Linked DNA regions of Homo sapiens: region 2 is linked to region 1. Evidence: chromatin loops called from intact Hi-C (ENCODE). Cell type or tissue: OCI-LY7. All regions are shown on one strand. Each heading gives the region's core, and the rest is flanking DNA. Links, peaks and the distances in the headings are about the cores only.

Region 1 (16,719 bases), core at 8,006-16,005:
CAATAGCCGATTCGATCAAGTGGAAGAAAGTGTATCCATGATTGAAGATCAAATTAATGAAAAAAGTGAGAAGACGAGGTTATAGAAAAAAGACTTAAAAGAAATGAACAAAGCCTCCAAGAAATAACAGACTGTGGGAAAAGACCAAATCTGCATTTGATTGGTGTACCTGAAAGTGACGGGGAGAATGGAACCAAGTTGGAAAACACTCTGCAGGATATCATCCAGGAGAACTTCCCCAACCTACCAAGGCAGGCCAACATTCAAATTCAAGAAATACAGAGAACACCCCAAAGATACTCCTCGAGAAGAGCAACCCCAAGACACATCTCACCTGCAGGGACACACATAGGCTCAAAATAAAGGGATGGAGGAAGATGTACCAAACAAATGCAAAGCAAAAAAAAAGCAGGAGTTGCAATCCTAGTCTCTGATAAAATAGACTTCAAACCAACAAAGATCAGAAGGCCATTACATAATGGTAAAGGGATCAATTCAACAAGAAGAGCTAACTATCCTAAATATATATGCACCCAATCCAGGAGCACCCAGATTCATAAAGCAAGCCCTTAGAGACCTACAAAGAGACTTAGACTCCCACACAAAAATAATGGGAGACTTTAACACCCCACTGTCAATATTAGACAAATCAACGAGACAGAAGGTTAACAAGGATATCCAGGCCTTGAACTCAGCTCTGCACCAAGCAGACCTAATAGACATCTACAGAACCCTCCATCCCAAATCAACAGAATATACATTCTTCTCAGGACCACATCACACTTATTCTAAAATTGACCACATAGTTGGAAGTAAAGCACTCCTCAGCAAATGTAAAAGAACAGAAATCACAACAAACTCTCACAGCACAGTGCAATCAAATTTAGAACTCAGGCTAAGAAACTCACTCAAAACTGCACAACTGCGTGGAAACTGAACAACCTGTTCCTGAATGACTACTGGGTAAATAACGAAATGAAGGCAGAAATAAAGCTGTTCTTTGAAACCAATGAGAACAAAGACACAACATACCAGAATCTCTGGGACACATTTAAAGCAGTGTGTAGAGGGAAATTTATAGCACTAAATGCTCACAAGAGAAAGCAGTAAAGATCTAAAATCGACACCCTAACATCACAGTTAAAAGAACTAGAGAAATGAGAGCAAACACATTCAACAGCTAGCAGAAGGCAAGAAATAATTAAGATAACGAAATACCCTTCAATAATAACGAAATACCCTTCAAAAACGAAATACCCAATAACGAAAAACCCTTCGAAAAATCAATGAATCCAGGAGCTGGTTTTTTGAAAAGATCAACAGAATTGATAGACTGCTAGCAAGACTAATGGAGAAAAGAGAGAAGAATCAAATAGATGCATTAAAAAATGATAAAGGAGATATCACCACCAATCCCACAGAAATATAAACTACCATCAGAGAATACTATAAATACCTCTATGCAAATCAACTAGAAAATCTAGAAGAAATGGATAAATTCCTGGACACGTACACACTCCCAAGACTAAACGAGGAAGAAGTTGAATCTCTGAAGAGACCAATAACAGGCTCTGAAATTGAGATAATAATAGCCTACCAACCAATAAAGTCCAGGACCAGACGGATTCACTGCCGAATTCTACCAGAGGTACAAAGAGGAGCTGGTGCCATTCCTTCTGAAACTATTCCAATCAATAGAAAAAGAGAGAATCCTCCCTAACTCATTTTATGAGGCCAGCATCATCCTGATACTAAAGCCTGGCAGAGACACACACAAAAAAAGAGGATTTTAGACCAGTATCCTTGATGAACATAGATGCGAAAATCCTCAATAAAATAATGGCAAACCGAATTCAGCAGCACATCAAACAGCTTATCCACCACAGTCAAGATGGATTCTTCCCTGGGATGCAAGGCTGGTTCAACATATGCAAATCAATAAATGTAATCTATCACATAAACAGAACCAACGACAAAAACCACATGATTATCTCAATAGATGCAGAAAAGGCCTTTGGCAAAATTCAACAGCCCTTCATGCTAAAAACACGCAATAAACTAGGTATTGATGGAATGTATCTCAAAATAATAAGAGCTATTTATGACAAACCCACTGCCAATATCATACTGAATGGGCAAAAACTGGAAACATTCCCTTTGAAAACTGGCACAAGACAATTATGCCCTCTCTCACCACTCCTACTCAACGTGGTGTTGGCAGTTCTGGCCAGGGCAATCAGGCAAGAGAAAGAAATAACGGGTATTCAATTAGGAAAAGAGGAAGTCAAATTGTCCCTGTTTGCAGATGACATGATTGTACATTTAGAAAACCCCATCGTCTCAGCCCAAAATCTCCTTAAGTTGATAAACAACTTCAGCAAAGTGTCTCAGGATAAAAACTCAATGTGCAAAAATCAGAAGCATTCCTATAGACCAAGAACAGACAAACAGAAAGCCAAATTAATGAGTGAACTCCCATTCACAATTGCTATGAAGAGAATAAAATACCTAGGAATCCAACTTACAAGGGATGTAAAGGACCTCTTCAAGGAGAACTACAAACCACTGCTCAGTGAAATAAAAAAAGGACACAAACAAGTGGAAGAACATTTCACGCTCATGGATAGGAAGAATTAGTATAGTGGTAATGGCCATACTGCCCAAGGTAATTTATATATTCAATGCCCTCCCCATCAAGCTACCAATGACTTCCTTCACAGAATTGGAAAAAACTACTTTAAAGTTCATATGGAACCAAAAAAAAGCTCACATTGCCAAGACAATCCTAAGCAAAAAGAACAAAGCTGGAGGCATCACGCTGCCTGACTTCAAACTATACTACGAGGCTACAGTAACCAAAACAGCATGGTACTGGTACCAAAACAGATATATAGACCAATGGAACAGAACAGAAGTCTCAGAAATAACACCACATATCTACAACTATCTGATCTTTGACAAACCTGATAAAAGCAAGCAATAGGGAAAGGATTCCCTATTTAATAAATGGTGCTGGGAAAACTGGCTAGCCATATATAAAAAGCTGAAACTGGATCCCTTCCTTACACTTTATACAAAAAATTAATTCAAGATGGATTAAAGACTTAAATGTTAGAGCTAAAACCATAAAAACCCTAGAAGAAAATCTAGAGAATACCATTGAGGACATAGGCATGGGCAAGGACTTCATGACTAAAACACCAAAAGCAATGGTAACAAAAGCCAAAATAGACAAATGGGATCTAATTAAACTAAAGAGCTTCTGCATGGCAAAAGAAACTTCCTTCAGAGTGAACAGGCCACCTACAGAATGGGAGAAAAATTTTGCAATCTACCCATCTGACAAAGGGCTAATATCCAGAAAAAACAAGAAAAGAGCAACCCCATCAGAAAATGGGCAAAGTATATGAACAGACACTTCTCAAAAGAAGACATCTGTGCAGTCAACAGACACATGAAAAAATGCTCATCCTCATTGGTCATCAGAGAAATGCAAATCAAAACCACAATGAAATACCATCTCACACCAGTTAGTATGGCGATCATTAAAAAGTCAGGAAACAACAGATGCTGGAGAGGATGTGGAGAAATAGAAACACTTTTACACTGTTGGTGGGACTGTAAACTAGTTCAACCATTGTGGAAGACAGTGTGGTGATTCCTCAAGAATCTAGAACTAAAAATATCATTTGACCCAGTGATCCCATTACTGAGTATATACCCAAAGGATTATAAATCATGCTACTATAAAGACACATGCACACGTATGTTTATTGCGGCACTATTCACAATAGCAAAGACTTGGAAGCAACCCAGATGTCCATCAATGATAGACTGAATTAAGAAAATGTGGCACATATACACCATGGAATACTATGCAGCCATTAGAAAGGATGAGTTCATGTCTTTTGCAGGGACATGGATGAAGCTGGCAACCGTCATTCTCAGCAAACTGTCACAAGGACAGAAAACCAAATATTGCATGTTTTCACTCATAGGTGGGAAGTGAACAATGAGAACACTTGGACACAGGGCCGGGAACATCACACACCGGGGCCTGTCAGGGGTTTGTGGGCTGTGGGAGGGATAACATGAGGAGAAATATCTAAAGTAAATGACGAGTTGTTGGGTGCAGCAAACCAACATGGCACATGTATACCTATGTATCAAACCTGCACGTTGTGCACATATACCCTAAAACTTAATGTATAATAATATAAATAAATAAATAAATAAATAAATAAATAAACTTCAGGGCTTGGCACAGTGGCTCATGCCTGTATTGCTAGCACTTTGGGAGGCTAAGGTGGGAGGATTGCTTGAGGCCAGGAGTTCGACACCAGCTTCGGCAACATAGTGAGACTCTGTCTCTTTAAAAAAATCAAAATTAGCCAGGCGTGGTGGCCGATGTCTGTAATCTTAGCTACTTGGGAGGCTGAGGTGGGCAGATTGCTTGATCCCAGAAAGTTGAGGCTGCAGTGAGCCATTGATCATGCCACTGCACTCCAGCCTGAGACCCTGTCTCTAACTAACTTATTTTAGTACTGTGTGTTTTAAGTAATACAGATATTTGAATTGAGTGTTGTGAAGAACAGAAAGGTGGAGCTAATTCTATGAGAGGTTTAGAAAAGATGATGTTTGGGTGGATCTTAAAAGAATAATATTGTGAATTTTTTTCTTGGTTGGCAGGTTGATTGGGAGGTCGAAGGGTTAGAGTAGGTGAAAAACATAATTCATGCTAACACAAGGGATTATGAAAGAGCATTGTTTTCAGGAAGTAATAAGTATGGCATAGAGTGCAGTTAGGAATATAAATCTATAGTGATTAAAATAGTGTGATATTTAGACAGAAAAGTAAGTGGAAAGAGTAGAAAGCCTAGAAATGTGCCCATACACGCAAAAATGTACCATATAGTAGAGGAGATATTACAAACCAATGAGGAAAGGATGGACTATGGACTATTCAAGACTGTTCAATATTAGAATGATGTATTATTCATATGAAAACTGAGTTTAATAATAAAATCTAAATTATACCCAAATTCAAGGATATTTTATCAAAAAAACCTGGTTTATAATTAGCGAAAATGTCAAGGTCATATAAGTTAAAAGAAAGACTAAGAAACTGTTTCAGACCAAAGGAGACAACTTAATACAGTATGTGATATTGAACTGGATCCTTTTATTATACATCATTGAGACAGTTATTGAAACTTACGTGCATAGTGACAATTGTGTGAAAGTAATGCATCAGTTTAATGACCTGATTTTCTTCGTTGTACTGTAGTCTGTGGAACATGTCCTTGTTTATAGGAAATATACATAGAAGTTTTTGGGGATAATGTAGCATCAGATTGGCATCTATCGTCTCAAATCGTTCAGAAAAACAACAGCAACAGTTCTTTGTACTATACGTGTAGCTTTTTCCTATGTTTGAGATTGTTTTTTAGAAGTTGTCCAGCTGGATGCAGTGGTTCATGCCTATAATCCTAGGACTTTGGGAGGCTGAGGCAGGAGGATCGCTTGAGCCTAGGAGTTTGAGACCAGCCTGAGCAACACAACGAGACTCCGTCCCTACAAAAAAATTTAAAATAAGCTGAGCTTGGTGGTATGCACCTGTAGTCCCAGCTACTTGGGAGGCTGAGGTGGGAGGATTGTTTGAGCCCCAGAGGTTGAGGCTGCAGTGAGCCATGATCATACCACTGCACTCCACCCTCGGTGACAGAGTAAGACCTTGTCTCAAAAAAAAAAAAAAAGAAAAAAGAAAAAAGTTGTCTAAAAGTTAAAATATAGTTATCAAAATAAAATTAAAAATTAAAAGATTATCTGGGAAAAATATTTCTAATACATGTGTCTGAATAAATGATTTGTACTCAGAATATGTAAAGAACTCCTCCTACAGTCTTTGCCTTCTAATTGGAGCGTTTAGATCATTTGCTGTTTTATTTTTTTTGTTTTTTTTTTTTTTTCAGTAGGTTTTTGGTGAACAGGTGGTGTTTGGTTACATGCATAAGTTCTTTAGTGGTGATTTCTGAGATTTCGGTGCACCCGTCACCCAAGCAGTGTACACTGTACCCAATGTGTAGTCTTTTATTCCTCACCACCCCCCACCCTTTCCCCTGAGCCCCCAAAGTCCAGTGTATTATTCTTATGTCTGTGCATCCTCATAGCTTAGCTCCCACTTATGAGTGAGAACATACGATGTTTGGTTTTCCATTCCTGAGTTACTTCACTTAGAATAATAGTCTCCAATTCTATCTAGTTTCTGTGAATGCCATTATTTTGTTCCTTTTTTATAGCTGAGCAGTATTCCATGGTGTGTATGTGTGTGTGTGTGTGTGTGTGTGTGTATATATATAACATGTTCTTTATCCACATGTTGATTGATGGGCATTTGGGCTGGTTCCATATTTTTGCCATTGCAAATTGTGCTGCTATAAACGTGTGTGCAAGTATCTTTTTTGTATAATGTCTTCTTTTCCTCTGGGTAGATACCTACTGGTGGGATTGCTGGATCAAACAGTAGTTCTACTTTTACTTTTTTAAGGAATCTCCACACTGTTTTCTTTAGTGGTTGTACTAGTTTACGTTCCCACCAACAGTGTAAAAGTGTTCCCTTTCACCACATCCATGCTAACATCTATTATTTTTTGATTTTTTGATTATGACCATTCTTGGTGGAGTGAGGTGGTTTCACACTGTGGTTTTGATTTGCATTTCCCTAATAAGTAGTGATGTTGAGCATTTTTCCATGTGCTTCTTGGCCGTTTGTGTATCTTTGAGAATTGTCTATTCATATCCTTTGCCCACTTTTTGGTGGGATTGTTTTTTTCTTGCTGATTTGTTTGTGTTCTTTGTAGATTCTGGATATTAGTCCTTTGTCAGATGTATAGACTGTGAAGATTTTCTCCCACTCTGTGGGTTGTCTGTTAACTCTGCTGATTATTTCTTATGCTGTGCAGAAGCTTTCTAGTTTAATTAAGTCCCATCTATTTATCTTTGTTTTTGTTGCATTTGTTATTGGGTTTGGGTCATGAAGTCTTTGCCTAAGCCAGCGTCTAGAAGGGTTTTTCCGATGTTATCTTCTAGAATCTTTATGGTTTCAGGTCTTAGATTTAAGTCTTTGATCCATCTTGAGTTGAATTTTGTGTAAGATGAGAGATGAGGATCCAGTTTCATTCTACTACATGTGGCTTGCCAATTATCCTGGCACCATTTGTTGAATAGGGTATCCTTTCCCTATTTTGTGTTTCTGTTTGCCTTGTCAAAGATCAGTTGGCTCTAAGTATTTGGCTTTATTTAATGTAGTTTATTGATATGAATGTATTTATGTTCACATCTTGATTTGCTTCTGTTTGTCTCTTCTATTTTTTTGTGATTTTCTTAAGACTAAATATTTTTTATTAGTAAAAATTTTTTTTCACAAGCCCATTGGAGATTACACATTGTTTATATCTATAAATCCAGAAGAGAGAATTAAAATGTCTGAGTATTTGGGATGGTAGACTATAGGAGAACAAATCAAAAGAATTAATTGGTATCTGGAAAGCAGATGTATTAACATGGAGGGCAAATTGTTTTCTAACTTTACTAAAAGACAAAAAGCCAAACTAGCAGAATTGTTTAGGTTAATTAGATATAAATTATAAGTTTGTATTGGGCAGACAATTAGTGAAGATGTAGAATTCTCCTTTTCCGAATTGTTTTCAAAGAACTAGTAATTGTCTAATATCTGTTTGTGGACATAAGAAGGTAGACTAAGTTGACCTGAAGGGTATAATGCCTTACCACATTGGCGACAATATGATTTGTGTGTGTGTGTGTGTGTGTGTGTGTGTGTGTGTGTGTGTGTGTGTGTGTGTGTGACAGAGTTTCAGTCTTGTTTCCCAGGCTGGAGTGCAATGGCGCGATCTCGGCTCACTGCAACCTCTGCCTCCTGGGTTCCAGCAATTCTCCTGCTCACTGCAACCTCTGCCTCCTGGGTTCCAGCAATTCTCCTGCCTCAGCCTCCCAAGTAGCTGGAATTACAGGCATGCACCACCATGCACCACCATGCCCGGCTAATTTTGTATTTTTAGTAGAGACAGGGTTTCTCCATGTTGGTCAGGCTGGTCTTGCACTCCCAGCCTCAGGTGATCCGCCCGCCTCGGCTTCCCAAAGTGCTGGGATTACAGGCATGAGCCACTGTGCCCGGCTGACAATGTGATTTTTAAAAGTAGAAATAAACTTTCAATTAAATGTCTGTACTCTATTAAATTCATCTTGCTACCTTTGTTTTAAAATGTTTACTTTCTCTTTTCTCTACTATAGCTTGAAATTTTGACAAACTTGGCAAATGAAGCCAACATATCAACTCTTCTTCGAGAATTTCAGGTTTGTGTACAGTGCTAATTATAAAAAACTTCTAAAACATATGTTCAGTCTTAAATATGCATCTTTTTCTATCTAGAAATATGTAATTATGTACATAAAATAGTGATTGGGACAAGACTGACAACTAAGAAATTCATAAATTTGCAAGAATAAACTAATTACAATTTATAATTTAAGGAAAACATAGTATTCTCTTTCATATTTTCATAGACTTTGAAGGACTTTGGTTTATAACTCTGTCTTTGTTTGAAATTGTATTTCTGGTAAGAATTTCATCTTTTTGTGCTGCCAGCATCAATAGTCCTTTCTATATTCTGTGGTCATGAAAACGGTTTCATTTCTTACCTGGTTGTTCCCATTTTATTGACCTATGACTATTTTTGACACTGCCCCCTTAGCCTCATATATAGCTCAAAAAAATTTGTTTCATAATTGCCCCACTACGATTTTTTAAATTGCTGTTTTTTATTTTGATTTGTTTAGTTGTATTTTTATGCCTTATGAGACTCTTCCTAGCTGCATTTCCCCCCAAAATATTATTCAAAAATTACTTCATGGACATGATACCCTTTATGATGGAAAGGTCATCTCTGAAGCCTTAGTTGTAGAGCACAGCAATAGAAAACTTTACATCAGTATTATGACTTTTATATTCCACTATCTGTTTTCTTAACAAAAATATACCACATACTATGCACTAATCACAGAGTTTTTCTTTTATCAGCTTCCAACTTTTAGAGATGTATTTTTTGCCATAGTTCTCCTATATGCCAATATTAAATTTCTTCTTGGTTATAAGACACTGTATACACGATTTCTTTTTAGCTATGTGATTTTTAAACTTTTTACAGGAATAGTAGAATAATATGGCATGTCCATAATTTATATTTTCATACCTGGATTACTCCACTTTTATGTTGTGTATCTTTCTAGACAAATTTCTTAAAAAATTAAGATGTTCTAGAAAATATACTATTTTATGTTATTATTCAGTAATCTTATAGCTGCAGATCATTGCTTGAATCTGATTTTCACTTCATTCCTATAATTTTATTTATTTAAAGTATTGGTCTTTGTGTTTTTTCTTGTTCCTTTCCTGTTGTCCTATCTAGTCTCTTTGGGTGTCCTCTCACTGTCCAGTTTTTGCTTATATCAAGTCTCCTGGGATTGTAGGAAAGGAGACTTAGGTAATGTTATGGAATGGGTTGTATAGAGGGCACATACTAGACCTGTTTCAAAATATTGGTCATCTAGTCTTTTCATTTAATATCAGGATGTTTAATAAGGTCCATTTTTCAGTCAAACTTTTAAGTATTTTTTTCATGTATTCATTTTTATCACTGTCTAAATTTGTACCTTCTGTCTATGTTTGTGTTATGCTCATAGTTACGCTTTTAGTAACTTTTTGGGTAAAATAGGGAATGTTTCTAAAGACTCATAAGTTCATATTTTTCTTTAAGGAAATTAAATAATTTATTTGGGAACACTTTTAAATATAATTGGTCTTGCCTTCATGGAACTAGGAGAGTTTAATTAATTTAATTTATTTGTTCAATGTTTAATCACCTGGTTGGTACCATTTTTAGCAAATTTGTATTTTTTTAGACATCTTTAGGTTTTCTCCTCCATTTGTCATTTAGACACCACTTAAATGTATTGCATTTTTCATAGTGTTAAGTCTACATTGTATACTTCTTATTTGAGGTTGGGAATCTTTCTTAAAAATTTCGATTGTAAATGACCTTTCAAATTTCATGTATATGATACAAAGTGTGTATATTTCTGTAAACAATAGAAGCTTTCCTCATTTAAAAATTAGGAAGGTTCTAAGCAAAGTGAAATTCTCTAGGGCCATTATAAAATTTATAAAGATATTTTAACTTCCTGTTGTTAAATCAGTGATTTATTTCTTTATTTTTAAATTTGTGTGTGTGTATATATATATGTGTGTGTGTGTATATATATATATGTATACTATATATATACTATATATACACACACACACATATATATATATACACACACACACATATACCCTTTACAGTATATTTTTAAAGCATACTTTTAAAGAAAATCTATTTCAAAAGTATGGTATTTTATTTTATTATAAACTGAGTATTTGAAGTATTTATTGAAATACTGTTCACCGTAACTATTATTCTTTTACAACCATTGTGATAGATTTTGAAATTAAAATGTTTGTAAATAGCCTACTGGTCCCTTTCTTCCTTTTCTCCCAGTTTTTAGATTTAGTGTCTCTGAAAAAGTGACCCTTTTTTTCATAGATTCACAGATGCTGCTGGTAAATGAACTGAAACCTCCAAAGAGAGAGCTCTCATCATCTCTTTCAACCTTGCACTTAAACTAATTGCTGTCTTTGGGTGACTGCTCCTACTATCTGTTTTGGAGTCTCAAGCCACTATGGCCACAGGTGAATGAGCCTGGCTTGAAAATGTGCTTCGTCCATAGGCACATTCTTTAAGTAAAAAAATCAAAACAAAATGAAATTAATCTACATCATCACTTGGTCCTCATATTGTGCTTATGAGAAGTTTATGTATTCTGGAATTCTTATATATTGACAAAGTTTAATATAATCGGAGTTTTGGTTAACTCAATAATACCAGTGTGTAAACTAATTGAAATAATATCTTTTAGACCTATGTGAAAAGCCAGGATAAACAATTTGCAGCAGCCACTATTCAGACTATAGGCAGATGTGCAACCAACATCTTGGAAGTCACTGACACGTGCCTCAATGGCTTGGTCTGTCTGCTGTCCAACAGGGATGGTAAGTTTACAGTTTCATTTTATTTTCAGGTGATTTAAATTTGAATATTCTTGGTATTATTTCCAAGTTGTAACCTTTTCTAACTTTGCATTTTAGCTTTTCCAGTTATATCAGTAGTATGGTCACAATAAGTAGCATTTTATCCTTGAATGCACATAAATATGCATATTCTGGGTTCTTTTTTTTTTAGTAAAATAGGCCATTAACTAGCAGGTAGTATTTGTTTTACCGCAACAGATCTAAGAAAATTTGTTTTACTTCTTTACAATTTAATCACCTTGATTGTATCTTTTCCACCTTTTTACTGCATTTTAATGGCATGTAAGTCATGCATAATATTGGTTCACCTGCAGAGGGTGCTAAAAGCAGGCAAATGACTATAACATGGAGAAGTGGCTAGATCAAAAAATATGTTAACTGTATACCTTCAACATTCTTTTTCCTCAGAAATTCACCTAATTATATTCAAAATTAACTAGATTTAAAAGCCATAAACTTGGAGCAGCTTTGTGTTTTTAAGCCAAACAATATCTAAGTGTTCGGTAAAACTGGATAGGTAATATCCAGTAAAATATGTAAGCTAGATCCCATATTGTTCTGTGGCAAAGCGTCAGTTATTTCTATGGGTAAGGCTTTGAAATAAATGGAGCCATTTAGAGAAAGAAAGAAAAGCCAACTTTACCTTTAAAATAATTTTGTTTAAAGAACTTTTATTATAATTATGTATTAAAATGAGACTTTTTTAAGAAAAGCATAATTTTCTTTGTAAAATCATTGAAATTATTTTGTGGAATTTAAAATATACTAATGTCTATGTCATGTCTAGATATGGGCATATATGATATAGCAGCCCATGAGGTAAAACAACAAAATTGATTACATTTTATTTGAAAAATAACTTTTTAGTACAAGAATCCTATAATCTCTAATTATTTTTTCCCACATGTAGATATCTTTAGAAAACTGTAACATTGTTGAGAGTATTTCTGATGAAAAAAATTGGAACAAAATTTATTCCCAGATAACATTGATTTTTGTTGTGAGCATAAAATTTTAAACTTGTACCTGTAAACTCAAGATACTATGACTGAAGATTTTTCTACATGTAGTATTAAAACTCCAAATAAATGCCAACCAAAATTATCAAGACGATAGGTTTAAAATTTTTTTTTATCTCTACAAAGTAGCTAGTGGAGATAGGATGATAAACGTCATCCATTCTATCTCTTTCTACTTTTAATAATAACTAATCCTTTTATCTCTGTTTCTATGTCACATTTTAAAATGTGACATTAAAAATGTGTTTTAAAGAAATTTTCCTGTGCCTTTAATAATGACTTTCTATTCAACCAAATAAAATACACACCTTGGGAAAATAACTTTGTACCATTAAAGATTATGAACCAAGGCTTACCAGGGCAATTGTTCTTTTACATTTTAGTTACATACAGAAAGCACCGGAAATTAGTTAGAACACTGATTAGTTCATTCAAATACAAAATATATTCAAATTTTCTCAATTTTATTTTTTGACTTTTTTTTTCTAATGGAAAATTTCAAGCTTTGGATTTTAAAGCAGTTATTTCTGCTTCAGATTTAATTTCTCAAAAAATATTTTTATTGACTTTAAAAGATAAATATTCTACCCCTACATCACTTTTAAGGGAAGACTAGATTGTTTTACAATTAGAAAATGAAAGACTAATACATACTTCCTCTCTAAAAGTAGAAGGATTTAGTTTAACTACTTTAAATTTTGATATTTTAATGGTTAGGCTTTTGTTTTTTGATACAACTCTTAATCATGGTTTTTTTTTTCCTGCAGTGTGAATATTAACAAACTTAAATTGTATTGTCAGATTATATTTGCATAATCATCATTAGCCCATAATACCTGATTAATTATGTCTGTATCACATATGCTACACTATTTTTTGTAGTTTGGAAGTCTGGCTCAGTAAAAGTGAGAGGTAAAACAAATAAGGAGAATATTTATATCAAAATTAGTAACATAAAAGAAAGTCATAGTATTTTTAACTTTAACATAGCCACCCTGACAATAGAGCCCCTTCCTCTTTGTATTAAAAGATCTACTTTTAGGAATAAATACTGTGAATGAAGACTCAGTTTCTTTAAAATCTGTTAAGATCTTTTAAGGCTCTAGGAATCTGTAATTATTTGATTTTATATTGAAATGAATACCTCATCATCTGTTCAAATAATGAATCTTTAAACCTCAGGGACATTTAGGCTCAATTGTTTTTAAATATGTTTAATATATTTCTCTTGGACCTCTAGTTTTGTGTGTGTGTTGTTAAGAGCCTTTCTAAGCAGACTTGAAGCTTGCCCTAAAACAGCCTATTATTACTCTCTAAGATTAATTTGATAAGCCAATTTCTTATAGACCTTTAGTAAGAGAAATCTACATTTCAGTTGACTTAGGTAATTTATTTTAGGTAACATATTAGCGAAATTTACTTTTTTGAATAACCTTATTGCCATCTACTCTAAACTAAAAGGATTGGGGCAGAAGACTTTGTTTTGTTTAGTTTTAAACAATTCAGTAAGCATTTATTGAAGACTTAAATCAGTTGAGATGTTTAATAAATGTTGAATATATTAATAGGATATTTATTTAACTTATAAAAGGTTCCTATCTTTATAGAGCTAATAGTCCATTGGAGGGAGATAGTAATATAAGACAAATATATTATAGTCTTCCCATATAGTGACCACTTACTCTCTTGCCAGCTATTTGCTTACATGTAGGACTATACCACCTATGTAGAATGTTACAGCTATCCTGAGTAAATTACCCAGTCTACCTGTGCACCAGATTCTTCATTTGTAAAATGAGTATGATAGTAGACTGTACTTTTTAAAGTTAGGTCCATTAAGATTTGTTGAGGACAAGGAGGAAGTTAGGAAATATCTAGAACATAGGATCATTTTGTGCTTCTGATAGAGTAGCACCAAAGTGCTGAGGTCTTTGGAAACCAAGAGGTACCATAAAGGAGAAGTAGAGTGGAATTACCTGAGGGGAATGAGAAGGCACTTGTGGTAGGCAGAATTATTGCGTTCCAAAGATGCCCAGAACCTGTGAATATGTTACCTTACGTGGAAAAAGAGACTTCGCAGATTGATTAAGTCAAGTTTCTATAGATGGGGAGATTATGTGGTTAGACCTAATGTTATCATGTGGGTCTTTATAAGGGAAAGAGAGACGCAGGTCAGTCAGAAGATGTCAGAAGGTCAGGGTGATGTGATTGTTGGAAGAGGTCTTTGAACCAAGGAATGTGGGCATGCTTGAGAAGTTGGGAGGGGGAAGGAAAAGATTTCCCCTAGAACTTCCAGAGGGAACGCAGCCCTGTTGAGAGCTTGATGTTAGTCCCATAAGACCTATGTTAGACTTCTGACTTTAGAACTGTACAATGATAAATTTGCATTGTTTTAAGCCACTATGTTTTTAGTAATCTGTGACAGCAACAATAGGAAACTAATGTAGTTCCTAAAGATAAATGATGCCAAACGCATATTTCAACTGTAGCCAATCCTGCGTCTGCTTGTAGATAATTAAATTATGCAACATTTTTTTCTCTTACTTAGGCTAGTTTTGCAATAATGTATTTTAAAAATATAAATTTGTTATACTATGCATTCTTTAAAACCACACTTACCAAATTTTGCTTTGCATAGTAATCACATAACCATTTATTTTTCTGCTAGAGTGTAAGTTTGATGAGGGCAGAATCTCATTCTGATTTACCTTTGCTTTCCTCATAGCACCAAGAGGTAGTCTTTATAGAAGTAATACTTGCCTATGGGTGGGCGCGGTGGCTCACGCCTGTAGTCCCAGCATTTGGGAGGCCAAGGCGGGTGGATCACCTGAGGTCAGGAGTTCAAGACCAGCCTGCCCAACATGGCGAAACCCCATCTCTACTAAAAATACAAAAAATTAGCTGGGCGTGGTGGCGGGCACCTGTAATCCCAGCTGCTTGGGAGGCTGAGGCAGGAGAATCGCTTGAACCCCGGAAGTGGAGGTTGCAGTGAGCCGAGATTGCGCCACTGCACTCCAGCCTCAGCGACAAGAGCAAAACATCTCAAAAAAAAAAAAAGAAGTAATACCTGCCTATCGTAACATAGAACGTATATAGATAGAATGTACATCCTAGTTCTGAGTTTGAATTCTGGGTAAAGTTATACAATTCCAGTGCATCTCCCTTTCTTCATCTTTAAAATAATAATAATAAGGTACCTACTTTACATTATTGTGAGAAGGAAATGAAATGTGATGTTGTTTTGTAAACTGAAGCATTAATATTAGTTAGCTTTTAGTTAAATCATACTAGGTTTTTTTTTGTTTTTTCTTTTCTCACTCTGTCACCCAGGCTGGAGTATAGTGTTGTGATCACGGCTCACTGAAGCCTCAACCTTCCTTGGCCCAGGTGATTCTCCTGCTTCAGCCTCCTGAATAGCTGGTACTATAGGCACGTGCCACAACTCCTGGCTAATTTTTGGATTTTTTGTAGACCTGGGGTTTTCCATGTTGCCCAGGCTGGTCTCAAACTCCTGGGATCAAGCCATCCTCCTGCCTCGGCCTCCGAAAGTGCTGAGCCACTGTGCCCAGTCAATATTAGTTAATTTCTTATTCTTATGGATAAGCAGGTAAACAGTTTGAAATACATATATTTACTAATGATTAGAATGATGAATTTTGTTTATATTCTTAAACGGAGCTTTATAAAAAATACATTTCAGTGAAAAAGAGTAGGCCGGGCATGGTGGCTCACACCGGTAATCCCAGCACTTTGGGAGGCCAAGGCGGGTGGATCATGAGGTTAGGAGTTTGAGACCAGCCTGACCAATATGGTCAAACCCCGTCTCTACTAAAAATACAAAAATTAGCCAGGCGTGGTGGCGCGCGCCTGTAAATCCCAGCTACTCAGGAGGCTGTGGCAGGAGAACTGCTTGAATCTGGGAGGTGGAAGTTGCAGTGAGCTGAGATTGCGCCATGGTACTCCAGCCTGGGCCACAGAACAAGACTCTGTCTCAAAAAAAAAGAGTAATAGGACACAAATTATGGTATTTCTAATATAATATTAAAATAAACCTTTGTAGTGTATGCCAGGGGAATTCCTAATAGCCATGAAGCCCTATTAATAAAAATATCAAAATAATAAGTAAAGGCAATGTTGATTTATTTCTTTGGCATCATTAGCATTAATAACACATTATATAAGATTCATTTCATAAGGTCAGGTTCTCAGGTGAGTTATGTTACGTTTCTTTACCAGTACCACCAAAAAGAGACTGGACCAGTGATTGGCCAGTTTAGTATGATAACTAAATCCCGTAATCCCAGTTTGAGGATCTACTTCCTATCCACCTCCAGTAGTAGTTACTGTATTAGTTAAGGCTCTGGCAAGAAACAGATGGCACACTTAAAAGGGATGATTGAAGTGAATTAAGTGAATGAACTGTTTGTAAACTGTGGTCAGGATTAAGGGAAACCAACAAGATATGATGTAACACCCTGGAGCTAACAGGCTATCAAC
Region 2 (16,719 bases), core at 8,103-16,102, 150 kb after region 1:
AGATATTAGTGCACAATCTTCCAATTTTTGTTAATGCTTTGCACTTACAACCTTAAAAACAGATGTTTGTCTATATTCCTGGCATACTTGAAAATTGATTAATATGTCTTTAAATGATACATTAATTCTTAATCACCTTTTCAATGCTGAGAGTTGTTGCTTGTCAACCTGATGATATACTAATGGGTTTTGTATTATTCAAAGTGCCAGGAATTGGGGACTTTACCGATGTCCTACCACTATAATTGTTATGTTTCTGTATTTTTTCACTATAGAACTGTTTTTTTATGTCTTACTAATGTATTTGTCCCTGCACACATTAAACTACCTTATCCTTCAAAATAAACTCCTAATTATGGCATTAAAATACTTCTAGTTTCTTTTGACCTAATTCTATATTAAAGAAATGCTGTGTTGTCAGAACCTATTAGAACTGAAACATTTTTAAAATAAGTACTTAAAAAGAAAATATTTTCAGCAAAATGCAAGTATTAATATCTGTAGTTGGCCCAGAGTCAAACATACCTTCTAATAAAAACGAGGTGGTTTTTTTTCGTATGTGAATAAGGGGAGATAACTGTCTGATTTTATGTGTTTAATTAACGATAACATTTATAAAATTAAGGCATATTTAAATGCTATAGTCAGCAGTTTTTACAACTTTATGTGAATCTAAGCCATTTTTTCCTGTGGAGGGTGTTATCAAAGATCCCTTCATTTTGAGGTAGTAAATCATACCCATCAAACTTCCAGAACGTACTAGGCACACACAAATACCTACACCTAAGAAGAGGGGCACGCTTCCTGGCACTCTGCTATTGTGCTGAAGATACTGTTTTTACTCTAAGCCTTTGCAATTCACAATGTCAAAAAGAAAATCTCATACAAGTCCATAAATTAATAGTAATATTTTTGCTGGGCATTATTTAAGCAATAAAAAAGAACGATGAAATCTTTCTTTGGATTTGCATTTCTTGGAAAGTTGATTATTGCTATAGAGGAAAATTATCTTTGTGATTTTATTTTTCTATTGACAAATTGAATTGATTCTTATATTTGCTATTCTTACCCTTTGCTGGCTAAAGCCTGCCTCTCTGCTTTACATCTGCTCAGCAAACCAAGGTGAGTGGCACACGGTGACTGAATAAGGCTTTGGCACATTTATTGTTAAGGGGATATTCTTTTTTTGAAAAGTGCAGCTAAAGTATATCTGAAGCAGCAGATTATTATATACCCTTTCACTCCCTCAGCTTTTGGTTAGAATACTTAATATTTCGATCAAATTTTTTGTGCTCTGCTGTGACTGAGGGATTTTTCGCTGACTAGCCATACAGAACCTTAAGTGCATGAGAGAGGTGCACTTGGAGAATAGCTGTGGTCCTCTGTGGAGTTGTTGCCAAAATTCCTTTTTCTTCTGCCATTTTACTTCTATGGTTGTTGATTATTTGTCTGAATAAATCTGGCAGCTGTTTGCTATGTTTAATAGAGCAGAAAGGCTACTCTGAATAAAGCTATTTGAAAATTTGTTTATATGAAGTATTTGTAAATCCTTGCAAGTCTCTTGGCATTTCTGTATCATTCTTTCTGTCTTCCTGAATTCATTCTTTGATGTGGAACTTGATGCTGGCAAATTTAGCACAGGTTTAAAGAGTCTTTTCAATAGCATCTTTTTAGTTATAGATTTCAGCAGGTTTGGTAATAGAGGTCTCAATCCTCAACTTTACACATGTATTTGTTATACTACTCTAGTAAGAGCTTAGCTTATTTCCACAAAAGATACCTAGAAATCTCTCACTAACGGAAAAGCCTAAATCAGAATAAAAATCCGTTTCCTCAGATTTTATCAATGCAAAATTCTGGAAGGTAAAATGCAAGTAAATTTAAGGGGTGTGTGTGTGTGTGTGTGTGTGTGTGTGTTACACCAGCTTTAACCGATTTTTCTACCTTGAATAAAGTGGATTTACATAATTAATATCTTATTTCATATGACACATTTTAAAACTCAAGAAGTATGTTAAATGTGTTAATTAAATTTAACTGAAAAAATTATAAATAAGGAACATGGGGAATATGGTTCTATTTTCATTCTAAAGATATACGTAACTGAAAAGTGTACAGTATTAAATAAAAGTGGTTCTAACAGAGTATTACATTTTAGATTAATATTTTTTAAAACAAAAGTTTTATTTCTAATATGCAACATGATCTATCACTTTTTCTCAGTTGTGTTTAGGGTTTCATGGCTAAACTTTTTTATATATATATAATAAGATTGGTAGTCAAAGTGGTAAATGAAAGATTAGATTATTCTACGTATTGACGGTTATGTATATAAGCCTCCATCAGAAGCATGATTTATTCATTGCTATGAGTTTCAAGCATTGCAGAATTAGTTAATGATCTAGCTGTGAGATGCTTTCAATAAGAAAATAACATGGGATCTATTTTTTACTTAAAAATATTTAATTTGGTTTCTTCACGCAGTTTTAATTTCAAGAGTACGTGTTCCGAGATAACTCCTCTTATTCATTTTCTTCTTGTGAATTAAATTGCAAATGTAAAACTTAGAATTTTTTTTGAATTTTTATTCATTTTCTTCTTGTGAATTAAATTACAAATCTAAAACTTAGAAATTTTTCTGAATTTTTTTATGTTATTTGGTTTGCCTTTTAGTAGTTAATTACAGCTGATTAGCCTAAAGTAAGTGCTATCTACTGCCTTCACCAAAATTTAGATAGATTCTAATAAAGCCACAAATTATTTAGCCTACAGTTTTTAAATATTTTCCCAGTGATTTTACCTTTATTATATATGAACAGGCTCTACAGTGTTTTAAAGTATTATTTTTTAGGAGGAACTTTTAATGAAACCTTTGCCTATTTTTCTTTCCTGTTAATTTGAGAATACCTGATATAGTTTCATTTAGAAAAATCTCTGGTTTAAGAAACCTAAAATGTTTACTTAATTTTATTATGATTTATGCATCTATCTTATGAGTTCCTAGCTAGCAAGATGCTAATTCTTTAAATGGTCAGACATTTACTATTTTCTGGCCCTTAACTACCATAAGCAATCATATTTGATGCCCCTTAATTAGAGCACCTTTTTTTCTTTCCAGGTTCTTTTTCCACCTCAGCAATCGAGACAATACATTTGCTTACCATGCTGCTCTCCTAAGTGTTCTTTTGCATGTAAATTAATCTTGATTCAGTTTACACTGTCATGCTGAGTGGTACAAATTGCCTATAACAATAAAACAGCATGAGTTAAAAATAAAGGGGGGTGGGAAGGCAGATTGAATGTGTGCCTTGATAGGATGTTACTTTGCTTTATGCCAATACATTAGCTGACGATAATGAATCTTCTGTTCTGAAAAGCATGGTTTAGTTGATTTTTTTAATTTTACTTCAATGGAGCAGTACCTTGTCTTTTATAGAACAAGTTAGACAAACCATTAATGACAAGAGTGTTAAGGTTAAATATGAAGCAATGCATTCACTTCTCTGAGTGCTATCCATCTTTCCATTTACAGGAGCTTGACAAAAGTACTGGCTTTGTACAACATTTCCTTTAATTACATGCTGCGGGAAACAGGCTTTTAACATAAACATAGTTGCATTCATTTATTCAGCAGTTGCTCTTCAATAGAGCTTAATGGAGAAGGTTTAAATCCTAAATGAGTACACACATCTCTCAGCAGTGTTATGTCAGCCACTGTGCTTTACTTAAAAGCAGTGTTTGACTGTTTGTATAGTTTTTAAAGCTTTTGCCTAATATTGAAGTTAAACGGTCTAAGACAGAACATAGTGTTCCCAGAGTTTGAAAGTGGTTAGTGAAAAATGCTTGTTGTTAGAAGCTAGATAGTTCTATTTTCTAACTGACGGCAAAAGTCTTTTCACAATGTTAGGCTTTAGTGTTTTCATACTGTTAATCGTAGGGATTCTTTTAAATTTTAGTTTTCATTTGCAATAAATAACTAAATTAAATATATATGCCAGACGGTGCAGAGTCTTTTGAAAACATGAAATCAGATTTTTACTATTTTCATCAATTTTGTAAACTACTGTGCACATATCAAATATCTCAAAGAGTTATTGGTTCTAATAGATAACCATTAGATGTCTATGACTTATATCACCGATCCAAATAGATGGCATTTGTTGTAATTAATTTGTTTTTTAACCCGGGCACTAAATTTCAGTATTTGTTCCAAGTGTTTGGTATGTTGTTGAATTTGTTCACTGAACATTTTTACAGGAGGTCTGGATATTAATGGCATGTCTTGCATTAACTCTGTATGGTTTTTTTCATGCTTTTGCTTAACTTAATTTCTCTCCTAAATATTATTTGAAATGTCCCTGGGATTTAAGAGTTTTCATTCTCATTTTTTCTTTCATTTTCAAAGTTTTTGCTTCAGGAGTTTCAATTAGTGTTTTTGTCAGCAAAACACTTTCCATTCACTAGACAAGTACTTTTAGCTCTAAGTATAGCCTAAATACTTGTGCATTTTCAGTGACTTCCAGTCACTGTTGAGATAACTTCGATCTGTCATACTGAGGCCATTTACCAGGTATTGCTGCTAGTTATCCTGGAATTACTTTGATGTGTTCTCAAGCAGCATTTGGCAATGAGAGATCTTTGAATGAATAGAAAAAAATAGCAATAGTAACAAATACATTTATATATTATTAAGAAGTAAAAGCTTACTAGTTTACATAAACCCCAGATTGAGTATACTTTAAAGAGACTGAAATTGATATTTCATATGTGTGATTCTAAGTTTTTATCCTATCATACTTAAAATTAGATTTAAGTGATTTTTTACTGAATTTTTACACATTTTCCTATACAATGAGGATTTTAAAAAACTTCGAAACAATTGCATTTTGTTTTAGTTTTATAATTATCTTGTAAATTACATCCTAAAGTAGTGTTTCTTTTGTTGAAAAAAAGTTAAAATTTTGGCCATGAGCTTAAAATTCTGTAAATGTAATTTTCAAAAAGAAATTAATAAAAGGGAGCCTTCTTTTGCTTTTACAGGAGTGCTAACAGGAATGAATGAAACTTCTGCTGTAATCATTGCTGCACCACAGAATTTCACTCCCTCTGTGATCTTTCAGAAGGTTGTAAATGTAGCCAATGTAGGTGCAGTCCCTTCTGGCCAGGATAATATACACAGGTAGGTTCACTAACACACGATGTGGAGGTGAAGATGACTTGAATATGTATAAATATATAATTTTAAATTCATTGTTTTCTTTGGAAATAATAACCCCTAAACATATATATATATACACACACTCCCTTTTTTTTCTGATGGTATAGTTGTTGATTGCTTTGCATTAAGGCTGTCTTTCCCATCTCAGAGCATCCTTATCATACTGGCATGGTCTTTCCTGAAAGATATACAGAGCATATTCACATTTTATAATAGCTTGGTAATTTATAAAGTTACCCTTTTTGAGGTGGTTGAGAGTTTATCTTATTTCACCAGATTCAGTAGATGTCCAGGAAGAACTATTCTATAAAGCAGTATAGTTGGACTTTTTTAATTGAAAGGGAGGACGTTTGGGTACTACATACAGATTTCCTTTTGATAGCCATCCCCTGAGACTGCTTCCAGTAAATAAAGAGCTGCTAGATGACCAACATGGGGGTAAATACAGCTTCTGTTTCTTAGACCAGTAATATTTTCTATCACCAAGCATCTGAAATATGAGATCCAAGTTATTTGTCCTGAAAGGCAGCAGAAAATGTGATTAATGTTTGCCCTCTTGTATTTTTATGAATTCCAGTGGCTTTAAATGAATGTAAAGATAAAAATAATTATCTCTTATCCATTTGGTGATTGCACAGTCCTCTGTGAGCTTAAGGGAATTCGTTGCAAACCATCTCATGGCAGGCATACTTCTGCCATTAAAAATATCTACACACTGTATATTTAGTGTGCCCTTTCTTATATAATTATCAATCATAGAAAACAAATTTAGCATCAAAGGGAAGGCCTGCAGACCTTAAAAAACATTTTTTTAAGTTAACACAGGAGCAAGAGAGGCCCCATATGAAAAATGCTACAGGTGATTTGGGTTTTAGATCTAACTCTGCCACTAATGGGCTTGGTAATCTTGGGGAAGTTATAACTTCTTATGTGCTTTACATTCCTTATGTGTTTGGAAATGGGTGGCAGGAAGAAAAAGTGAGGTAGGATTGAAATGAAATTCTGTGATAGCTATGAAAGAACATTAGATTTGACTTCAGAAGAGCTGACCTGCCATTACTGTATCCGTAGTTGCCTAACTTCACTGTACTAATCACGGCGGAATAAAAACTGCATGTACTAGTTGAAAAATAGATTTACCTTGTACTGTTTTTTTTTTTTTTAAGTTGCTCAAGAGGTCTCATGCTTTCATTTCTTTTTTGTTGTTGTTGAGACAGTCTTACTCTGTCACCCAGGCTGGAGCGCAGTGGCGCGATCTCGGCTCACTGCAAGCTCCGCCTCCCGGGTTCACGCCATTCTCCTGCCTCAGCCTCCCGAGTGGCTGGGACTACAGGCACCCGGCACCACGCCCGGCTAATTTTTTGTATTTTTAGTAGAGACGGGGTTTCACTGTGTTAGCCAGGATGGTCTCGATCTCCTGACCTCATGATCCACCCGTCTCGGCCTCCCAAAGTGCTGGGATTACAGGCATGAGCCACCGCGCCCGGTGTCTTTCATTTCTTAGTTTTTGACAAGCTCTATCTATCTCACATAGGATGGTGATAAAATAAGAAAATGGATGTAAGGTCATGATACAGACCACCACAAAAATACAACTTATTTATCAGTTAATGTTGTTCAATAGGGAAAAGAGTAACAAAAGCCTTTTCAGTGAAAATAAATATTTTGAGTTTTCCTGTTTTAATTTTATTCTGCTTTAAATACTTCTTTTCACTTTCCTAGGTAATTTTCTCTAACAGAAACTGTTTTGTTTTATTTATGGGTCCTTGGAATTATTGAATTTACTAAAACACCAAAATGCTGTATTATCAAGTATAACTTCTTCAGTATGAAATTTTACCTGAAACACCTAGTATCCAGCAATACTGCAGTCTTGTTTTAATATAGAGTAGCCACTGTTTATGCTGGAACATCTAGTTTAGTTTTGTTTTGTGTATAGGTTGTTTTGGGTTTCTTTTTTTTGTTAACTTTTCTGAAAGCAATGGCAGCTGTCTAGATTTTTGTTTCTTAGAAGAAAAAATGTCAAGGCTGGGCAAGGTGGCTTACATCTGTCATCCCAGTACTTTGGGAGGCTAAAGTGGGTAGATCTCTTGAGCCCAGGAGTTCAAGACCAGACTGGGCAACATAGGGAGACCCTGTCTCTACAAAAAATATAAAATTAAATCCGGCATGGTGGCACATGCCTGTAGTCCCAGTTACTTGGGAAGCTGAGGTAGGAGGATCGCCTGAGCCCATGGAGGTCAAGGCTGTAGTGAGCTGTGATCACACCATTGCACTCCAGCCTGGGTGACAGAGTGAGACCCTGTCTCAAAAAAAGAGAAAAGAAAGAAGAAAAGTGAAGTTACAAAGCCACATAAAATGAAAGCTATCTTCCTATTGGGAGATAGACTTAGAGGGACCCTTAGCACAGTTGTATAATTCTTATTAAAGATAGTTTGCCAGTAACTTGTCTTGCTGGTTTGGAATGTAATACCTGTAATACCTGCTCAAATGATTTAAATTAAAATTACAATCAATTCTCAATTGTCCATGCTAATACAGAGGAGACACACAACTAAGAACCATTTATATTTGACTTTGGAGTGCAGAGATTGAACCCAAAACTTAATGTTCGTGGTCCTCATACTCATCCACAGTGTCTTGAGGCTTTTCTGTTCTAGCCGTATCATCAGTGGCCTGGTGTTTGGCTCTGTAACCTGGGGGAGGGCCCAAGTTACTACAGGGTCAAAAGTCAATAAAATACCTGTAGATACTTAAGAATAGCCTGTGCTGTCTTAACTTGCTTCTCAAGTCCCATCATACTGAATTGAAAAATATTTCATATTTGCTTTTATAGCTAAAGTATGACTGTAATAATGTTCTAAATTTTAGAAAGCTTCCAGGTAACAAACACCTAAAGTTATTTTTATTTTTTATACAGATATTGACATAAATTATTATCCTGTGTATGTAACACTTTTTCTCATTCTTTTTGCTAATAGCAATTAAAACAAAAATAAACAATTGTTAATAAAACGTACTTTTGTACTTTTTTTTTGCTTTTCTTAATTTCATTTAAAATGAAATAGGAATTAGTGTTTACATTATAATAATATAAATTAACTGTTTACCACTTTATTGAAATAAATGTTTTTAACTATAGTGTTCCATATTATATTACCCTACTCCATGGAATTAATACATTTCTATATCTAAGTTTATATATTATTTAATTGCTAATGATAAAATTGAAATCCCTATGAGATTTTGAATGATTCCCTTATTCTTTTGTGATAGTTACGTTTTTGAGTTTATAAAGAGTAGGACCAAAGCCACTCTAATATTTATTAATGGTAATCAGTTTGGGATTATTTTTAAAAACACCAAGTATGAAAAGCATTTTTACTACTAGTATTTTAAGAGATTAAAATTTTCAATATGATAAGTTACTCTTGGCTGGCTTATGTTCTATTTAATTTTTCAGGATCTTTTCTTTCTGAGAGGACTTTTAATAAGAATTAGTGTATTCGTTCTAACCCTTTAATGAATAGAGTTTCCATTGCCTAATTTTGGAATACTTTATTTCTACTACTCTTCAAATTTTATACATTTTTACATTAAATGCCAGGTAAAGAAATACTTAGTGTAAGAATTATCTAAGGAAAAGTGAACCTTTATTAATGTGGAGTAGTATGTAATGGTATAAAGTACAGATTTTAATTGAACACTTAATAGAAAATGATTCCTAACACAGCAACAGAAAATGGCCCTCATTAAGAAAAGCCAATTAAAGGCGCACAGGTTTTATGAAATACACTTCAAAAACCAGAGACATTTTTTATTTCGTTAACACTTTTAAAGATCAATTGAGAAAGCAGCTCTACTGTTAGATTATATGATTTTTAGTTGTAATTTTCTAAATGAGTGATAGGATCAGAGCCAAACAGTATACTATTGAGAGACTCAACTTTATCTTCATTTCTGTCGTACTTACTTGAAAAACCTGCTCTTGGAGAACAAAATCATCTTATTGAGATATACAGAGTGGCCGGGCATGGTGGCTCATGCCCGTAATCCCAGCACTTTGGGAGGCCAAGGCAGGCAGATCACTTGAGGTCAGGAGTTCAAGACCAGCCTGGCCAACATGGTGAAACCCCGTCTCTACTAAATATACAAAAAAAAGTAGCCAGGCTTGGTGGCAGGCGCCTGTAATCCCAGCTACTTGGGAGGCTGAGACAGGAGAATTGCTTGAACCCAGGAGGGAGAGGTTGCAGTGAGCCAAGATGGTCCACTGCACTCCATCCTGGGCAACAGAGGGAGACTCCATCTCAAAAAAAAAAAAAAAAAAAAGAGAGATACAGAATTATGGTCATTGCGTCAATCTGCTGTTTTCCAAATTACAGTTAACGCATGATAAGGAGTATTACAAAAATGAGAAGTTCCATCATCATCAAAAAGCATTTATTAAATATGTAGCTGAATATCTTCACTTCCTGTGTAAGATATTCAAATTTATTTTAATGAGATATACATTGTGAAGGTCTTAATGCATATTACTTAAGACAATACTAGTAAACTAATACATAAATAAAGTGTATCCCAAGGGCAAAATGGACAGCATTAAACCAGTATATGAATGGACTGCAAAGGTGAAAGGGCAAGACCTCATGTGTTCGAAGGTAGGAGATTAGAGGCGTTAGCTGTGGGGATCCCAGTTTCATTCAGGGCCAGGAAAACTTTCATGTGATTCTCTGTGAAATATCCAGGAAGGGTTTAGGAAGGAGGTTTGTGTTCAATGTCGTGGAAACTGAGGTGCCTTGCTTTTGTTACATTGCATGTCCTCTGATAACAGCACTTATGAGTAAGTGCAGTGGCCAAAAAGCAGAAAACAAAAAACATGTAGCTCCGAAATCGCTAAGGTTTTTCTGTACAAAAAAATCATGTGTGAGTTTGTGTAAAACTCAGATTTCTGGAACCCACCCCAAAAACTCAGCTTCAGTAAATCTGAGAAAGAGCCCAGGAATCTCTATTTTAGGCAGCACTCCAAGTGGTTGGAAGGCAAATGTTCCGAAGTCCACAGTTTGAGGCTGCCTGGAATTATCAAGCTGTAATGCCACATGACACATTTCAAAATATTTTTTCCTATGTTTATATGTTTTATTTTTTACTGATTAGTCAGTAAGGGATGCCAGTAGATGAGATGTTTGGTTTAATTTTTCTTACACATATCCCAGAGTGCTCCAGCAAGACAGTGTATTGTCCATTACGGGAGTACATTAGAGCAGTGTCTATAAAACAGTCTTAGACCATAACTGTGTATGTCTTTCAGCAGTCTCAGCCATCTCACATTTTCACCCATAGTCAGAAATCCTGACATTTGTATACAATAATATTGTTGAAAAAGTTGTCACACTTACCTACTCATTTTGCCTTTTCATGAACCGCAAATTAACCCTCTGAGGAGAAAAGGTGATATTTGATTGAAGACAGAACATCCTGTCTCTGCCATGATTCTATTTTAGTTCTTAGCTTATTCAGTAAGATTCTGGAGCAACTTTCATTATTAACTTGTATTCACTACTGATATTCCTTCCCCTCTCCCCCTCCCCCACCCCCCCGTATATCTTAATTAGTAATTTGGATTTTGTTTATCCTGTCACTTTTTAAATTTGCAAGCTTTTACCATATGCAACTTGTGGATAATTACAATCCTAGTCGAATAAATGTTGGTTTACTGTTGTCACTAGGTCCTTAACTATTAGGAAAGTCTGGTGCTGTGAGTGAAACAGTGTATCCATTGGCAACCAAGTAGTCAACTTTTTAATTTATCAACACACATAAAGACAGTTTATTTCAGGTTTAAAATAAAAGTCTTATTATTTAATTCAAGTACAGGTAAAGAACAACTTGTTTCATTTCTTTTTTTTTTTCTTTTAAGACAGGGTCTCACTCTGTTGCCCAGGCTAGAGTGCAGTGGCACAGTTGTAGCTCACTGCAACCTTGAACTGGGCCCAGGCAATCGTCTTGTCTCAGCCTCCTGAGTAGCTAGGACTACAAGTGCATGCCACCATGCCCAGCTAATTTTTTTTTTTTTTTTTTTGTAGAGACAGGGTGTCCCTATGTTGCCCAGGCTGGTCTTGAACTCCTGGGCTCAAGCAGTCCTCCCACTTTGGTTTCCCAAAGTGTTGGGATTACAAGCATGCGCCACTGTGCCTGGCCAACTTGTTCCATATCTAGGCCTTAAACTCACCCAGTTAATCACTGTTATTGCATACCTGTTTGAAGGTTGTTAATAGGGGAAATACTGGTACACATTATTTTTGGTATCCTAAAAAGATCTATAATGTGTAGCTCCTTCACTTAGTATTTTTTTGGAGACCTTTGTGACAGATTTTGCTGGTGCTAGGGTTGCAAACACAAATGGCAAAGACACTTCTTGATGGGGTCTCTAATATTTCCCTTTCTCTATTCTTAGTTTGATTAACTTTTGAGTTACTGTTTTTGTTTGTTAGTTGTTTTCTTCTCTGTTGGTAACTATATGGGATTTGAATTCTGGGTAATTTTGGAGAATTTGTAATTCTCCAAAGAATTTTTGCTTTTCAAATAACATTGGACATCTTGTTGCCCTAATTGTATAAGCCCTGATACTACTGTCAACCTTCTTCATTGTATAAACAGAAACAAAATTTTGTATAAATAGTTTTAAGTATAAAACTATCAGGCTCAGGTCTTTTCTACAATATGACAAATTTTGAGTCTCAAACAGGACTGAAGATTTGTAGAACCTCTTTAGTAATCAAAACAGTTCTTTCTCAGGTTGGTGGCTGTCCACTAGAGGACAGCACTGCATTTTTATCTGACTGCTTTGAACTCTGCAGGCCCTGAGCATCAGTTCATTGACAAACAAATGCGGACCTCAGTTAATTTTCACACAGAAAGCATATTTGGATATTTCAGAAGTAACCAAACTGCACAGCTGATTTTTACTTTAAAACATTCTCTATTTAAGTTTTATTTAAGTTCACCATTTAATGTCCTCTAATGCAACAATTTTACTAATGGGAATCTGTAACTGTTTCACGTAAAAATGAAAGAAAGGTATTCTTGATGCTTTTCCTTCTGGTTTGACAATTTTGTAAGGAATCAAAGAGAATGGGGTAAGAATGTATTTGTTTTACTATTAGTTTTCCCTTGTTAACCCCATCTCACCCCACCCCCACCAGACAAACCAGAAATGCTCTGAAATAACTGGGATGTTTTATGTCTTCTTTAAGCAAGGGCACTTAGATTTTTTAGCTTTCCTATATAAAGAAAGAGAATGCATCATTGGCCTGATAGTGTGGGGAATAATTTTTTTATACCATCTCTGAAGATTAGAGTAGGAACTAGAGAGTCCTAAATTATGGTGGTTGTTTATTTTTTATTTTAACTTTTCTCATTTGAACGTTAGAGGAAAATACTACAATATTGTTAGGTGATTTTTTAAATAACTGGGAAAAATACATTGCTTTGTGTAAATTCTCTAAAACTAAATCACGTGTAAATGCTTTTTTTGTCCTTCACTATTAATTCAATAGTGTAATGGTTTAACTTTAAAATGCAATTTTATAGTCAACAAAATAGAATTTTTTACAACTTACAAATTCTCTGCCTGTTTAAAATGTTCTACTATAATAACTCAAGGTAATAAAGATTTATAATTTTAAATCCTTTGGCAGATAGCGCTCCAAATCACTATACTTTGGTATTGATGTTTAGGAGGCTTATTCCAACCAGTATTTCTTACATATAATGATCGTGCGACTTCATTACACATTTGTCAACTTTGGACTAATTATTTTTATACAGCTAGGGCAGGGCACTGCATCTTGTGATCGTCTTTCTTACTAATAGGATTCTGTCTGCTTCAGCAGGCAGTAATTGAAGGCTTCATGTACAGAGTACAAAAAAAAAAAAGTTTTAGCCTGAGTGGGTCATTGTCACAGCTTCTGGTAACCAGTAGAACAGAAAGCACAAGAAAATTGAACTCAGAATAGAAAAATCAGAAACCAGGAAGACTATCCAAGAGAAGAAAAAGCATGTCTTAGAGCTGTTGCATTAAGTATAGCAAATCTGATTCTGTGTAAAAAATGTTATGTTTGTGACTACCCTGGAGACTGACGCAGCCTCTCAGATAAATACTTTTAAATTCATGCTGTACCGTTAATGTTAATTGTTAGAACAATTGAATTATAGGATTTCTTTTCCTTCTAACAAAGAACATGTATGATTTATAGCCAGTTTGTTACAAATCTTAAAAAGTATAGTTTAAGTGCATGGAGAATAAATCTGTGTATTATAGATATTAGATTTTTTTCAAATTTGTTGTTGCTATTTGGTCTGTTTTTATAATTATGACTATAGTTAAGACAAAATAACTTTTTAAGAAGAATGAAACTTTTTTTTATTTAGCTTTGACAACCAGCTTATTCTGTCTTTTTCGTAAATCTTAAGAATTCCTATAGGCTTCAAAGATTAAATGTCAATTGCTGGAGATAATAGACAAAGACATTTAATAAGATGAAATACAGATATAGCCAAACAGTTTTACCTTCTCAGTTGGTGATTACAAACAGCAAGTGGTTGGTGATAGAATGAAATGAAAAATATCTAGATGGTGTCCTTTTAATAACATGGAGCCCGTCATACACAGGCAATACATCTTTAACTGTCATCGCACTTATTTGTTCTCATTTGTGGTGTTACTGCTTTTCGAGGTTGATTGGTCTCCCCGTAGTCCCTCCCTGTGTTACAGCTCCATTCAAAAAGGCTTTGTATTTTTCATTGCTGGTGTCTCTTTAGGGAGAGGAGAGTAGGGGATATTTAAAATGTTTTAAATCTTTAAAGGCAGAAATGTAAAATATATGAGGAATCAAGTCCGCACGCTTTGAATTACGCATTACTACAAAATCAAGTAAACAATTTTTGAAGAGAGGACTCTTCCTTCTTAATGTTTTTGGAACAATAATAGATTATGTGTATATTAGGTAAATGGGAAAAACTTTATCTGTTGACTGATAAAAACAAATTATTATGGGTGCATTTTTGTATATATGAAGATAATTTGTGTGACCTGGAATCAGAATGCTTGGGTTCAGATTTCTGCTCAACCAGAAATTTGGTGTGTGGCCCTGAGGAAGTTCTTCAACTTCTCTGGGCCTCGCTTGCCTCATCTATAAAGTGACCTGCCTCATAGGATTAAATGAAATAATTCCAGTGAAGCACTTAGAACCCACTGCCAGAACACAGTAAGTGCTTAACAAATGATAGCTGCTATCATCATTATAGTGATCAAAAATTTCTCATGCCTTTTGAAAAAATTTTGTCACAGTGTGATCTTAGTTCAAGGCCAAGCACAGAGGTTCTGATGTCAGCCATTAAGTTTAGTATGTAAATATCTGACCCACGCTGACTTTATAATCAATGTTTCTGACATCCCAAAGCTAGCTATTTATTACTTATGAATTAGTACTCTTTCCATAACTATTTTTTGCATGTATGTTGAAGCATAGCCTGTGCAGGAGTTAAATGATGAATAAATCTGGGGTAGTGGTTTTTGCCTTCCGAGGGCCAAAACAAACCAATTTTGATCATGCTGTGTTCCAATTAAATATATCCTTTCTGAACTGTGAAATGAGAATGTCAGAACATCTGATCTTCTAGTCTTCCGCTTTAAAACATTGCTTCCACCATTTGTGTCCACTAGAACATAGAGACCTAGTTAATAAAGGCAGTAGCTTTTACACCAGCTAGCAGATTATGTTGCTAGGATGATTTGCTTAGTGTGTTTCCATTGCAGCGTAAGCAGATGCCTCTTTTCTTTCATACCCCTATTCTTTATAGTACTGAGACTTTTGTGGCAATAGGATTTCAAAAATATGTCCAAGATACTAATTCTAATTTCTGTCAACATACTGACACCAAAATTGACATTTGTCTCTGCCAACTTTATATTAATTGTAACATTAACTCTAAGTTTTTTAATAGAAAAGAGACAAAATGTGCCTTGGGGCTGTGCCACCCTGAAATTCAAACAACAGTGCTTTTGTGTTCCTATTCAGGCATAATCTCCTTCTCTATGGTCCCAAGGCACAAGTGTTAAGTAAATAAAGGGACTAATAAGACTATTGTTTACATAATTATAACCCTGTCAGAAATAGGGACCTCTGTTGAAATATTTGTTGAGTGAATTACACACGTGATGACCGAATCTGTGGGAAAAGTTGCATAAATGAATGGGAAAATAGAGCCACCTCATATCCTTTGGTGACGTGGTTTTACAGGAATATAGAAACAGCATTCTCCTATGAAGCAGAAGAGCCTGAAAAATTTAGACAAAAGAAATGCATAAACCTGTGAGGAGCCTTAGAAAAGAGAGATCATTTTAGGGCTGGTGATCTTTATGTTTCTCAAAGATGAAATTGAGGTACCTAGTTCATAATCTCTCATGTGTACGTCTGAAAAGCAGATGGATGTGTGTGTTAAGAGGTTTATAAAAACCTCTTTAAAAACATTGGTATGATTTATATTCCTAAACTGGTTACTTACAATTGCTTCTCTCAGTAGGAATACTGCTCTGTCAGATTCCTTGCAAGTTTTCAGCATGCTTGTAGAGTGCACAAGCAAATGCCTAGGAAGATTTTCTAACATATTTTGTTGATAGCCCATTAGCTAACATTTTAAAACACAACTTCAAAGTGTTTATAATATTTGAAATTTAGTAAAATTAGCATATCTGTTTTGGTTTGGATACATTATTCTAATTATTGTTGGACAACCTAGTTCATGATTTTATTTGTCCAAAAATGGCTTGTTTGGTTTTAAAAAAATTAATGTGTTATGAGATCTTGATGTTATTTTTTAAAAAACCCAAAAAAGAAATTACTTTTCATTTAAAGAGAATCTGCTTCCTGCTTAAGTGGCTAATATTTTAATTAAGTCGGGAGTGAAGTTTTTCTGAGTGTCTCCTGATAAACTCCCTCTTTTATGTTGATGGTAATTAAACAGATCCCTGTGGACACCGTGGGCTCTGTGCGAGGCCCATGCTAATTGTCAGACATGAGACACTGACCAGTTGGTTTGCTCTTGAATAGTCCGCAGCGTGCTGTTAGCGCGGCAGTTTTATTTTTATGTATTGTGAGCTGTTGTCAGGGCTAACTGGGTGCCATTGTGGCTGAAGATGTTGCGCAAATTGAGGCAGATGGCTCAGATTCAGACACGTGTCATATAGAAAGGGGCAAGGGGATTGGCCCTGCAAAGTGGGGTCACAGCAGGTCACAGACCTGCTCTACACTTGTTAGTGTTTTCAAAAGCTCATGTGCAGCAACTTTGTTTTTCTCCAGTCATCCCTGCAATCAAACCCCCTCCCCCAAAAAGTGTGTGGAACATGCTTCATGTGGAAAAGGGAGGCTTGGGAGGTTCCTGTCCTCTTCCTTCATGACCCTGAGGCTCAACTGTGCATGCAGAATGAATTAGCAGGATTG

What was found. Peaks named below come from ENCODE experiments on the same cell type or tissue, not always from the same donor. Only the 100,000 strongest peaks of a DNase experiment are listed, where the experiment ranks them.
Region 2: it touches region 1 in a loop (3-fold over the local background); 3 of 110 quality-filtered maps call a loop at or near these places.

The regions. Positions count from the first base shown.
Region 1 is chr5:78,157,264-78,173,982 of GRCh38, reverse strand. AP3B1 (adaptor related protein complex 3 subunit beta 1) reads left to right here. Exons shown (of 27, transcript NM_003664.5): 12 at 8,311-8,373; 13 at 11,032-11,164. Among named protein-coding and RNA genes, the nearest start is that of AP3B1, 130 kb to the left of the region's middle. In OCI-LY7, for the core only: CTCF peaks have their summits at 11,324 and 11,529 (motif pointing right); a DNase peak (open chromatin) is centred at 11,512.
Region 2 is chr5:78,003,870-78,020,588 of GRCh38, reverse strand. It overlaps AP3B1 (adaptor related protein complex 3 subunit beta 1), which reads left to right. Exons shown (of 27, transcript NM_003664.5): 26 at 5,041-5,179. Among named protein-coding and RNA genes, the nearest start is that of TBCA, 240 kb to the right of the region's middle. RefSeq lists enhancers at 2,074-3,013, 3,014-3,954. In OCI-LY7, for the core only: CTCF peaks have their summits at 11,829 and 12,029 (motif pointing right); a DNase peak (open chromatin) is centred at 12,048.